Regions from separate parts of the Mus musculus genome. Here region 2 is linked to region 1. Evidence: chromatin contacts called from ENCODE Hi-C data. All regions are on one chromosome and are shown on one strand. Each heading gives the region's core, a stretch centred on a gene start or an enhancer-like site at or near the end of the contact. The rest is flanking DNA. Distances are from core to core; before and after follow the strand shown.

The links. A loop is a pair of places that touch in the nucleus more often than their neighbours do.
Region 2: a map of T-helper 1 cell shows a loop between it and region 1 (3-fold over the local background). The contact joins two enhancer-like sites. A Hi-C loop is called at or near these places in 1 of 37 maps with a recorded cell type or tissue (T-helper 1 cell).

The regions. Positions count from the first base shown.
Region 1 is chr13:41,716,175-41,722,347 of GRCm38, reverse strand. No RefSeq gene overlaps it. Among named protein-coding and RNA genes, the nearest start is that of Gm40925, 42 kb to the right of the region's middle. Within about 2 kb of position 2,784, at least 1 of the 3 ENCODE cell types and tissues checked has a DNase peak (open chromatin) inside an H3K27ac peak, as active enhancers do.
Region 2 is chr13:42,590,955-42,597,127 of GRCm38, reverse strand. No RefSeq gene overlaps it. Among named protein-coding and RNA genes, the nearest start is that of Phactr1, 87 kb to the left of the region's middle. Within about 2 kb of position 3,176, at least 1 of the 3 ENCODE cell types and tissues checked has a DNase peak (open chromatin) inside an H3K27ac peak, as active enhancers do.

The sequences.
Region 1 (6,173 bases), core at 1,535-4,034:
CTACTTTGGGCACATAGGAAAATCTGATTCCTATTACCCTTTTTGGGCAGAAAGTGGAAATTCTGCCTGCAGGTACCTTCCTTATCAATTCCTTTCAATTTAAGACAGTTTGGTATCTGCTGTTTGCACATGAGTATCTGACTGATATACATCTATTTCTTCTGCCCCTCACTCAGTTGAGCTCCCAGTCCCATCATGCTCGGCTCTTAAGGATCTCCTGAGCTACACTCATGCTAGTTCCCCTTGGCTTACAAGCCATATGCATAGGAATGCAGGACATGGGTATGTGTGTAGCACGTATGATTATTGTTTTCTGTTTTATGGATAAAGAAACTGCAGCACATGGAGTTAAAGGAGCTTTTTAAGTTTAGGGCTAAGAGGGTGAAAACTGGCAGTCTGAACCAGCTCCCATGGATGCCCTGCCACTTCCTCTAAAACATCTTCCTTCTTCCAGTGTCTCTGCACCACCACGCTGGTTCTGCCCACTATCATCCCTGGCCAGAGCCGCCATGAGAATGGTGTGTCTACCTGTAACCTGTCTTTTTGTTGCATTAAAGAGAACTTTAAGATCCAAATCTGATTTTTCTCTCTGTTGTGCTTAAAAGTCATCAGCGGCACTTCCTGGAGGACCAAACGGGGTCTCCCTGGCCACTGCCCCACTTGGCTTCTACTCTACCTGTCCTCTTCCATGAAGCTATGATGGTTTTCTCGGTTTTTACTTTTTGCTTTGATTTGTTTTATATTGTGTTCCTGCTCCTCTGTCTGATGACGCTTGGTCATGCTGTTCTTATGACCAACATCCACCATCACATTTCTCTACAAACAAACTCCATGTCTGCTTTGCCTCCCTATAGAATAGCCTGTGTGTGACATCCCGTTGAGCTCTTAGAACACATCCCATACATGGATAAATAAACGTGCAGGCAAGTTCTCAGGCGAAGGCCATCTTGTAATACATTGGCAGACTGAAGTCATGCTTCCAATCCTGGGTAAGCATTTCCATGTGTCCTGTGAACTAAAGTTAGAGGAAGCTTTCTGAAGGACGATAGTCTGTGCTACCTGTTGTGGGTGTTCGTAATGATTCTGAGTCTGCTGTCTTCTGAGGAGTAAGCCGCTCCTGCAGTACCTACCTGACTGCTCATTCCTTTGGCACGGGGAGTCATTACATGGTGACATTATTTATTGATGACTCTAGAAGAATTTTGATTGACTGGGTACTTAAGTCTAAGAATGAACTCTTGATGATTTAGGTCTGTTCCTAGTTAATGAACAATGACAAATGAGAAGAACATAGACCTGACATTTCTAGGTATCCAGCTGCATGGCGTTGTATCTTAGATAATAAAATACTCAAAGTCCGTCATGCTATAAACCATTTCATGAGAACCATGCAAGTAGAACCATAAGCATTGCGTCAACTTCTTGAAGGCCATATTATCATTCTAGGCATGGGGCAAGAAGCAGGTTTCCTTCTGTGCAGATGTGTGCTCTGCAAAAAGAATACAGGCTGGTGGTGAATGCAGCTCCCAAATTCCCAAGATGCAATGCTTACGAGAGAGGATGGATATAAGAACAGGAGAATTCAGCCATAAAGAAACACAGACAATGCAAACTAAGAGGCAGGTCTCAAAAGTGTCAACATTGAGGAAAAGAAAGAGTGATTCCTGGGCTGGAGGCCCAGCTAACTGTGAGCCTCAGCACTGGTTCGGATGCTAAACAACAGGATGAGCATCAGTGTCCCACCTGGCCACGTTTGGAAAGCAGTCTATTGGTCATAAGGTAGTTCCTCTGTGGAAGCTGGGATGAGGAGTGTGCTTTGTTATACTGAAGAAGGTCTCTGAACCACTTTTACAGCTCAGTGATGAATCTGAAATTACAAAAACGTTCAAAACATCTGTACTATACAATAAGCAGGTAACAGATAAGTCAATTAAAAGAGATGATTTATATTCCAAGAAGAAAAGTTTCTCCTTTATATAATGAGCTAGAAACTGTCACCAGGTAGTGGTTAATCCAGCAGCAAGCACAGAACACAACACACACATGGCCTGCAGAAGGGCTCACAGGCACTGGGCTCATGGAGCCAGTAAGGGGAAGATCTACATCTGGATATCAATACTGTGGTCTGCAGTGTCTGTTTGTCTGTCTGCCTGTGCCTGTGTGTCTGTATGTATGGTGTGTGTACACATGAGTGTACAGATGTGCGTGCCATGCAGATGCTAGAGGAAGACCACAGACATTTTATTTCTAGCCCTCTCCACTTTATTCTCTTGAGTCAGGGTTTCTCATTGAACCTGGAACTCTATTCGTTTGGGCTAGGCTAGTAAGTCTTAGCTATCTTCCTGTCTCTGCCTTGCCTTCAAGAGCTGAAGCTACAGATGCCTGCAACCACATCTAACACTTTCCAGGGGGTCTTGAGCCCTGAACTCAGGTCCTCATAATTGTATGGCAAGCACTCTCCCCTACTGAGCCATCTCCCCAGTCCCTGGTGTGCATCTAAAAGGCCTTTAAATGCGTTTTTATTTTTGGGACACAGCATTGATCAACTGCAACACAACCAAATTGTTTGCCTTTTTGTAACGCTAAGGCCTATAAGCTGTAGGCATAAAGATGGGTGGTCAGAGAGATACAGTCTTTTCAAAGCAGTAGCACCACCAACAAAAGCAGATGACTCCTTTCCATGATAATTATGGCCCACATTTTACATGAAGAAAGCTAGGCTCAAGGTTGCTCAGTGATCCACCCACGATGCGCCAAGATGAAAGCGGTCCCAGATGCAGCCAATGCAGCCGCATCCTCTCCGGCCCCTGCTTTTATCATTTGCGGTAGACAGACGAGATCGGGAACTTCTAACATCTCGTATAGCTCTAACGAGCTGTAATTCGGCAACAGAAGTTATTCGCATGGAGAATACAGACTAAAAGCAATTGCTGCAAATTACCACCTCGACAAAAATATCATCGTTGCCGGAAGAGGAGAGGTGCTTCTCTCTCTAGCTGGAGAGTCACCCGCTGTGTCTCAGCGTGCTCTGAACCCTGTGTCCTCTCTGCTGCTCAGTTACGTCCTCGCAACCTTTCCTCTGGTGGTTTTTTTTTTTTTTTTTTTTTCATTTTGATGTCTTTTTTAGTTAAGGACAACAAACAAGAAAAATGTCTTCCTGGCTTTCTCTATCCCTTCATATCTAAATGGCAGGAGAAATCTGATATATTCGTTTTCTCAATTGTCTCCTCTGCCAGAGTCCCTTTAATCCCCTGAGCCATGGCATAGGAGTATCAAGAGACACACAAGAACACCCATAACTTTAGAGTGCTAAGCCCAACTGTCATTTTCAGCTGTCATTGGCCTTAGACCACTGAGTCCCAAGTCACAGTCTACCTCCTCCCCACCCCCAATGCTTCTTTTCTCAGCCTTTCAATATTACATAACCAGCTGTCTGTTTTGGTTTGTTTTCCAGATAATATGTGTCGGAATTGGTTCAGATTAGATTCTGGGGCCTCAGCGTGTCTCCTCACTCTCTCCCCACTGTCTCTTCTGATGGCATTAAATGTGTGTGTTTTCTGTACCTTTAATACTGACAGAAGTCTGAGGCCTGGGCTGTCAGCTCACCAGCTCTATTTAGCCATCCCTAAAGCACCCGTCTTGGCTACTTTTGAACCTCTCTGATGTAAACATGCAATAGAAAAAGCTTAAGGGAGGAAGGGTTTCTTTTTTTCCATCGTTTGGCTCCATGACAGAGAAGGCTTGGGGGTGGGAGGGCCCTGCTCCTTGTGGTAAGTGGTGTCTGTACACAGGGTGGCAGACAGGAAGCAGAGTGAGCGAGACAGGAACCAAAAGCAGGTGTGAACATCAAAGGCCCATCACAGTGTCATACTTCTGACAGAACGACTCTACCTCAGCCTTCAAAATGGCACCACAAAACAGGGGCCAAACATTCAAAGCACGCACCTGTGGGGATTATTGCAGATTCAAACTAAAATAGTACCCAAAACTTAATGTGTCATAAGGGAGTCCACCACCCACAGCCTTCCTGCCTTGTTACCTGGTTTCCCAGCATGCTCAGCGGCACCACCAGGCTTCTTTGTGACATCCCCCTCAAAGCCTAGTTAACGCTGGCAACTTGCCTTCATCCCACATCCAACTGTGATGATAATTTTAAGATAGTGTGTAATTTATTCTTTGAGAATGTTACATGCTTACAGAATATGTTAGACTTCTATCTATCCTCTCTTTCTCCTCCAGCTCCCTCCCTCAAGACTTAATAGTCAACTTGGTTAGATCTGGACTCGACTACCAGACACACCTCTAGGCAGGTGCTTGTGAGGGTATTTGAAGGAACAATTAGTTGAGGTGGGAAAACCCTCCATAAATACACCACTCCATGGGTTGTGATCTTGGACTGAAAATTTAAAAAGAACAAACAAACAACAACAACAAAAACAAAAAACAAAAAACCAACCCAGGTTGAGCACTACCCCTCTCTGCTGACTGACCATGGTAGAAACAGTGTGGTAGCTACTCGCACTCCTGCCCCTGGGAATCTTCCACTCGTGGACATCAGCCAAAATACAACCCTCTTCTCTAAACTGCTTCTTACCAGGTCCTGATTTCAGCAAAAGAAAGCTGTAGCTGACATATCCACCACCATCCAAGAAAGGTTGGGGCTAGAGAAATGGCTCAGTGGTTAAGAGTTGAGACTGCTCTTCCAGAGGGCCTGAGTTTGATTCCCAGCACCCGTGTGACAGCTCACAACTGTCTGTAACTCAGTTCCAGGGGACTTGACACCCTCATACAGACATACATGCAGGCAAACCACCAATGTATATGAAATAAAAATGAATAAATACCTCTTATCTCACTTTCCAAAAGTGTCTCATACCCACTCAGCTTTCTGTGTCTCTACCTGTTACCCTGCTCATAGTGAGAGATGCAACGCCTGAGGATGAAGGAGTCCCTCCAGTGATTCCCATCACCACCACCCTCTGTGCCATCCGCTACTGCCTCGCTCCAGCTTCTCTTTTCTAAGTCCAGAGTGGCCATTCTAAAACACTCTATCTGGAAGTAATTACAGATCACATACTTTCAACATACAGTGAAACAGCATATACATGACTGTTTCCAAGGAGAGGAAAGAGAGAGCATCATGAGGAAAGACTGGACCAAAGCAAGACCATAAACCTGCAGGACAAACTCCAAACTCTGCATCTTCATGTCTGACGTCAAATTGCTCTTCAGATCTCTAACTCCTTTCAGCTTTATTGACTGCATCTCTCTCTCTCTCTCTCTCTCTCTCTCTCTCTCTCTCTGTCTCTCTCTCTCTCTCTCTCCCCCTCCCTCCCTCCCCCCTCCCCTCTTCTCCCTCCCTTCTGCCCCACTCTCTTCCCCCTCCCCCCTCCCCTCGCTAGTTCCATTTTCTGTTAGCAACTTTCCCCGGGCAGGCATCCTATCATTTCTCTAAAGCAATCCAGGTTTCCCTTTCATGACTTCACATAAAGACCTTTCTGAGCCTCTGTGCAGGGACAGCCTGACCTCAGCAGCTTTCCTTAATCATAGAGAGTGATTCTACAACCCCTTTCTGGTATCCTTGGCTTTAAAGCCAGACTCACATGGCCAAAGCCACCATGTTCTTCTGCTCTCTGGAGCTGGAACATGGCCCCCTCATTTTACCAGCTTTCTGTTTTTCAGTGTTTCTTTTACTCTCTAAACTTGTCTGTCCTGGAGCTTGCTCTGTAGACTAGGCTGCCCTTGACCTCAAAGACCTGTCTGCCTCTGCCTCCCCAGTGCTGGGATTAAAGGTGTGTGTCACCACACCAGGCCCTAAGTTTTTTTTTTTTTTTTAATTTTTTTCTGAAGTTGTTAAGCTTTGCTGGGTGGAGTCTTGCCCTGGAGTCACCACTCCCTTTATTATTATTTATTCTTTACACTTTTATCTCCTTGAGCACTGGACTTAGCTCCCTTGTGCTTCCCAGTGCCCCCTTTCTCCTCAAACTGTACATTTTGTAATTTTCCTTTTTCAGCTTGTTCCTTTTCATTATAGATCTGCATAAGAATGGCCAGTAATAGCCCCATGGCGCAGTCAATCCTAGGCGGCTCTGAAATCTCCGCTGGCAACACCATTAATCCAAAACTTCTCCAATTTAGCCTCAGGCAAGAGTTTCAGACAAGGGCAAAAAGCA
Region 2 (6,173 bases), core at 1,927-4,426, 870 kb before region 1:
GGCCATCTCTCATGGGATCAGAGTCTATACAGTGTCTGATATGGCTGTCTGGGGTTATTTCCCTTCCTGAATAATTTTACATTATCTTTTGAGCCAATGATATATGGTACCAATATTTCATTCAATAATGTCACTTAAAATGCTGTTTTTTCACATTAGTGGTTACATGACTTGGCTAGACATCAACTGCACCATGGCTGACATGCAGCTGGAGACGGAGCTGAAAGCTCTGTCAATTCTTTCCATCTTAACTGGACTGTGATGGATTGTTCTTGTGAATATCACAGTACAGGAGTTAACACAGTGGTTCTCAACCTTCCTAATCCTGTGACCCCTTAACACACGTCCTCATGCTGTGGTGACCCCCAAACCATAAAATTATCTCATCACTACTTCATAACTCTAATTTTGCTACTGTTATGAGTTGTAATCTAAGTATTGATACTAGACCCCCAGGTTGAGAACCACTGACTTAAAAAAATTATTTATTTCATGTATGTGAGTACAGCATAGCTGTACAGATGCTTGTGAGCCTTCATGTGATTGTTGGAAATTGAATTTTAGGACCTCTGCTCGCTCTGGTCAGCCCCGCTAGCTCCAATCAACTCTGTTCACTCAGTCCCAAAGATCTATTTATTATTATACATAAATACACTGTCTTCAGACACATCAGAAGAGGGCGTCAGATCTCATTACAGGTGGTTGTGAGCCACCGTGTGGTTGCTGGGATTTGAACTTTGGACCTTCAGAAGACAGTCAGTGTGCTCTTACCCGCATCAGAAGAGGGCGTCAGATCTCATTACAGGTGGTTGTGAGCCACCGTGTGGTTGCTGGGATTTGAACTTGGGACCTTCAGAAGACAGTCAGTGTGCTCTTACCCGCTGAGCCATCTCGCCAGCCCCAAGAAGCACTGACTTAACAGCTGGTGTGGTCAGGTTTTCGAGGCTAAGCCACCCTGACTATTCTCTTACATCCAGGCTGCTGTGTTCTTCAGCTAATGACCCAGCATATTTGAGTTCAGGTTCTGGCTGCTCAGCAGGGCACAGTCTGTCTTCCCCTTCAGGCTGAAAGCTACGCCAACATAGAAATCCACTTCGTTCTGTTTTCTTTATCCAGTGACTCCCACCTGCCGGTATCAGTCTGATTTTGTCTCTCTTCAGTAGCCTCAGGTACTGGGTTTTTTTCTGTCTAGTCCACAGTTCACGGTAAGGTCAAGTAGAAAAGTCTGGAAGGATTGCCATCTGTGCGTTCTCCACCCAGAGACCGGTGCTAGAGCATTTCTAACATCACAGAGACGCCTCTGCTTCATTCCAGCCAAGGTCTCACGATGACATCAATAACCACAGGTCACTTTTGTCTTAGTCTGGACTTGTATATAGGGAGCCCTACTGTGTGTAGTATTTTGGGCTTAGCTTATTAATTCAGCACGATGCTTTCAAGATCCATGCAGGGTGTATTTTGCGTGTATTTTTGAATGAATAGTGTTCCTTCATATGAATGCATCATGAATCATATATTCATTTCTCATGGACAGGCATTGGTGCCATTTCAGCTTGGGATTATCATGAATATAGTTGTGATATATATTTGTACAAGTCACACTCTTGTGTATATATGGCACAACTTTTCTATGATTAAATATAGTTACTTATTATATGGTGACATGTTGAGCAACAGCTGATTATGTTAAGACTATAATGGAACAGCTGTTATCCTATCCTCTAGGGACTTTGTATCCATTATGCCTTTGTCATGCAAGGCTTTCCTCGTGTGTATGTGGTGACACTGGTGTAAATAAACTACTGTCCACATAAAGGCACAGGGCATGTCGTCACAACACAGTGATATTTGGCAATGATTAAAAATGACTATTTTATGGTTTGTTTGTTTATGATTGTATGTTGTTTCTACTTTAGAGAGTAATCCTGCGACTTGTGAAAAACACATGTTTCCTATAAAATAAGGGTTTGTGTGCTGCTGTCAGTGGCTTCGTCCAGAGTATTATTTGATTGATTGCAGGGACAGACTGTATAGAATACCTGCCCTACCTACATGGTCTGCATCTGCCTAAATGTTCTCTATGGTGTCTTCCCAGTGTCAGCGTCATCAAGATGTACTTTTCTCAGTGAGTGGCACATGAGACTGTGTAGGAGTGGAATTGCTGGAAGTAAGTTCTCCAAAGGGCCTTACTATACACACTATGGCCAGCAGTGCCCGTGTGTTTCTGGTGCTCTGTATCCTTGCCAACACTTGGTATTATCAGAGCTTTTGAATTTGGGCATTGCTGTGAGTAGTCTTCGAAGGCTTATGGCTGGTGATAGTGATGCTAAGTCTTTAGTGTGCTTATAGGTTGCTACTGTACTTCTCTGGGAAATATGTCTATTTAGAATGTTCACTCATATTTATCACATTTTTAAAAAAAATTAGTGGTTTGTAATGACTGTATATTATGTATATGTATATGTCATTGTTTTCTGAGTCTATGATATTTCCATTCACTTTTAAGAGAGATTGCTTTGGTACAGAGCTGTTCCCGTTTAGTTAGCTAGCTTGTTTCTGATGCTGGGAGTTGAACCTAGGTCCCTTGTTTGTACTAGCCAAGTGCTCCACTATTGAACCACACTCTTGACTGTCATATTTGGTTTTTACTTTACTTAAGCCTAACTTTTCTCCCCTTTATAGAAACATTTTATTCTGTCTGAGCCAAGAAATATTTACCTACCCAACTGCTACTTCTAACCCCATCAAAGAGAATACTGATAGGCTCCCAAAATATTTTTTCCCTTTCTTTGATGTATTGAAACTTTATATGCTGCCTTTATCTCCACTGCCAAAACCCTTTTTGAGGTATCATAAACACCTTTTTATTTTTTGTGTGATTTTGGAACTTTGGGCAAGATAGCTGAGAAATTAATGTTTATACTATGACATGCGCGGAAAGGTGCCTAATAGAGATTTGAAAACGTCAATCAACTTGCCTACCCTGTAGCAAACATTGTCTAGAGAAGTTATCCTGTTGGGTGTGTAGCTGTGAATCTACGTGGTGATGCAGTTGGATGAGATGCTGGGACATCACTCTGTGTAGTCGCAGCTGAGGGAAAGGTGGGCTCAGCCCTGACAGATGCCTCGATTCTGCCAAAACAGATGGAGAGGAACCTCACTTCAGCTCTCCCTTCGGAGAAAACAACACTTGAGAAGCAATAGCAAGAACATGAAAAATTAGCATAAAAGACCTTTCCTATATGTCCCTAGCTAATTTTTCCCAGTGCAGCCATCTCCCAGACCCCAAGGGCCGCATTTAGATAAAGTAATAAATGTTACTCCAGATATGCTAGTCCGGTATGTGCCAAATAGGTGATGAAAGTTGGACTTGCCAAGACTGCCTTGCAGTTCACAAAATTGATTTTAAGCAGGTTTGGCAGAGCTGTGCTTTCCCCACGAGAACTGCTTTTTACAGAGTCTATTACGAAAGTGTGTTTGGGGAATGTTTCATAATGAGGCAGACTGTGGCAGGATGTCTATTTCGGATGTCTCAGACTTCACAGTTCCCCATCATGTGGCTTCCCTGGCTATGTATGGTACCTGTTGGCTCTCAGGGAAAGGCTTTACTACCGGAGGTGTTAACATAGCCAGACTCTTAGGTTTTATCTACTTGCATCCTCACTAGAATTGTTTATTCCATTTCTATCTGCTGTCGCCTAAGTCCCAAAGACTCTGAGCCATGGTTAAACGTGAGTGCTTTTGTACTTTATCTCTAGTTTCTAACAGGGGACTGGCGGGCATGGCAGTTTACTAGCTACCATGTAACTAGTCAAGTAGTCTCTGGTGATTCATGCTTTGGATTGTCTATCAACTCAGCCTCTATCTTTCTCCACTGGTTCAAGGGCACTCACACTACAATGTAGCACAGAAGAAGGAAATTCCAGAACGTAAGCCATTGTCAAGAGTAAATAAGTCCCAGTGCAGGGTTTTCCATAAGCAGCGTGATAAGCCTCATGGACATTTCCTGTTGTTGGTCTATGGTCAGCCTTGAGTCACGGGCTTACAATTTGTCATTCTGGTCCAGTCTTGTTCCCTCCAGTGGGAGGTTTAGCTCAATTTCCATGTCCCATTTGGGTGAAACAGGACACAAGGTAACTTTCAGTTTGGTTTAGATAGATAGCCTGATTGGAGAGCTGAGCTAAAAGGCCACCTCCCTTTTCTGTATTTGGGTTCTCATAGAGTAAGCGGCTAAGAGAAGGTTCATAGAAGCCAGACTTGTTAGGAAACAAGAAAACCGCCTAGTTCAGTTCATTTTCACAATTTGTTTTTTGTTTTTTGGGACTGACAGCCTTGAGATGAACAAGTTTCATGACCAAAACCTAGATGTATGCATCTGTCTCTTTTGAGTCTGTTTTATTTACAACCTGAGACTGTCAGAGGTATGAAGAGAAAGCCTGCATTGTTTCAGATAGCATACAATACTGACAATCTTTTCAAAGTTTTACAAAATTACCATGGAAGTGAATTTTATATGTGGATATCAGAAGACGTGATAATGCCTTGGCTTCTTTGCCTCTTCCATTCTCGCAGATACAGCTCAGCAGCACGGTACCCACGCTCGGCTCTCCTCAAGCCCCACTCAAGGCTCTTCCCTCATACTCTTGGAATGTGTGCGTCTCTGGGCTCAAGGACTTTGCTTTTCATCTTTTCTTTACAGAAAGGGTTATTCTTAATGTCCTACCAAGAGCACTTCAATAGAGTCACTGTCCTATCTGAGGAGTGTTGCTGGTTATATTGATAAAAACAAAAGTGTAAAAAAAAACCCTTTGGTTATATTGATAAAGAAGGGTTTACACATGTTTGAAGCCTGCTTTATATAATAGAGTGTCAGCAGTAGTTTTAAACACTAGAAGAAAAAGACACTTTATATTCATAATGTATGTTACAAGTCTTAGAAATTGTCAGCTCTATTTCTGTACAGGGAAATTTTATTCAAGGTGCTTTTTTCAGGGAAAAAAACACTTTCATTGCCTTTAATATTTAATTACAGACTCATATCGCTGGCCTCACATCTGTCACATGTGTGCTAATATGTACGTGTCTATCTATAGCTGAAGATATATATATATATATATATATATATATATATATATATATATATGACTATATATGTATATATATGTAGCATGACTATACAAACACATATATATGTGTGTGAGTGTATATATATATGACTATATATGTATATATATGTAGCATGACTATACAAACACATATATATGTGTGTGAGTGTATATATATATATATATATATATATATATATATATATATACTGTTCTCATGGTATTGTGCATTATAAGTTAACAATGGCTTCCATTATGCAGGAGTTCATGTTCTACAAAGATACCATGTTGTTCTATATGAGGGAATTGAACACCAGGGTGATTTGTTTACTTGTGGGGGCCCTGGAAACAATCCTAGCAATACTAAGGATGGTCTGCTCAACCACACGTGCATGCAATCTACATTAGGATTTTCCACTTTGGAAATTTTTTGTCAATGCTAATCTATAGTTTTGTTCATTAAGAATGAATTCGTTAAGAGTGCCATCAGACACATAGGCACAAATTTAAAACCACCAAGATCAGAATTGGTATATGATTTACTCTTCTTCCATGTAGCCTAAAACTTAATCATCTAACTCGAAAATGTACAGCTTGTATTGGAGGCTACTCTGAGAAAGGAAGCTGCTTAGACAGCAGGGTTCGGAATGATAGAAGTGAAGATTCGTGTTTTGTTTGTCCTGATCACGGACCCAGCACTGGAAGCCCATAGTTATGAAGGGAAAAGGTGAGGAACATTTACAAGAAATCGTTAAGTCTGTCGAGGACCCATTGGTTTCAGAAGTGGAGGCTTACCGAGATCAAGTATTGCTCTGCTGTTGGGGGAGTGATTCTATAGCATACTTCTTGCAGAAGTGAAAGAAGTGCGTGTGGGGGAATAAATGTGTGCATGACAGAAATGGAGAATGGGTGAGTGTAAGATTATGGTAAAATCATTAAGGGAGTAAGAGTAGAGACAGGAAGGGAGACAGACACTAGAGAGGACATAACACTGAGCCTGATCTTTCTTCTTTTCTTCCTTCCTTATGTCTGCTTCCTTTCCTTCTATCCTTTATTTATTTCTCCATC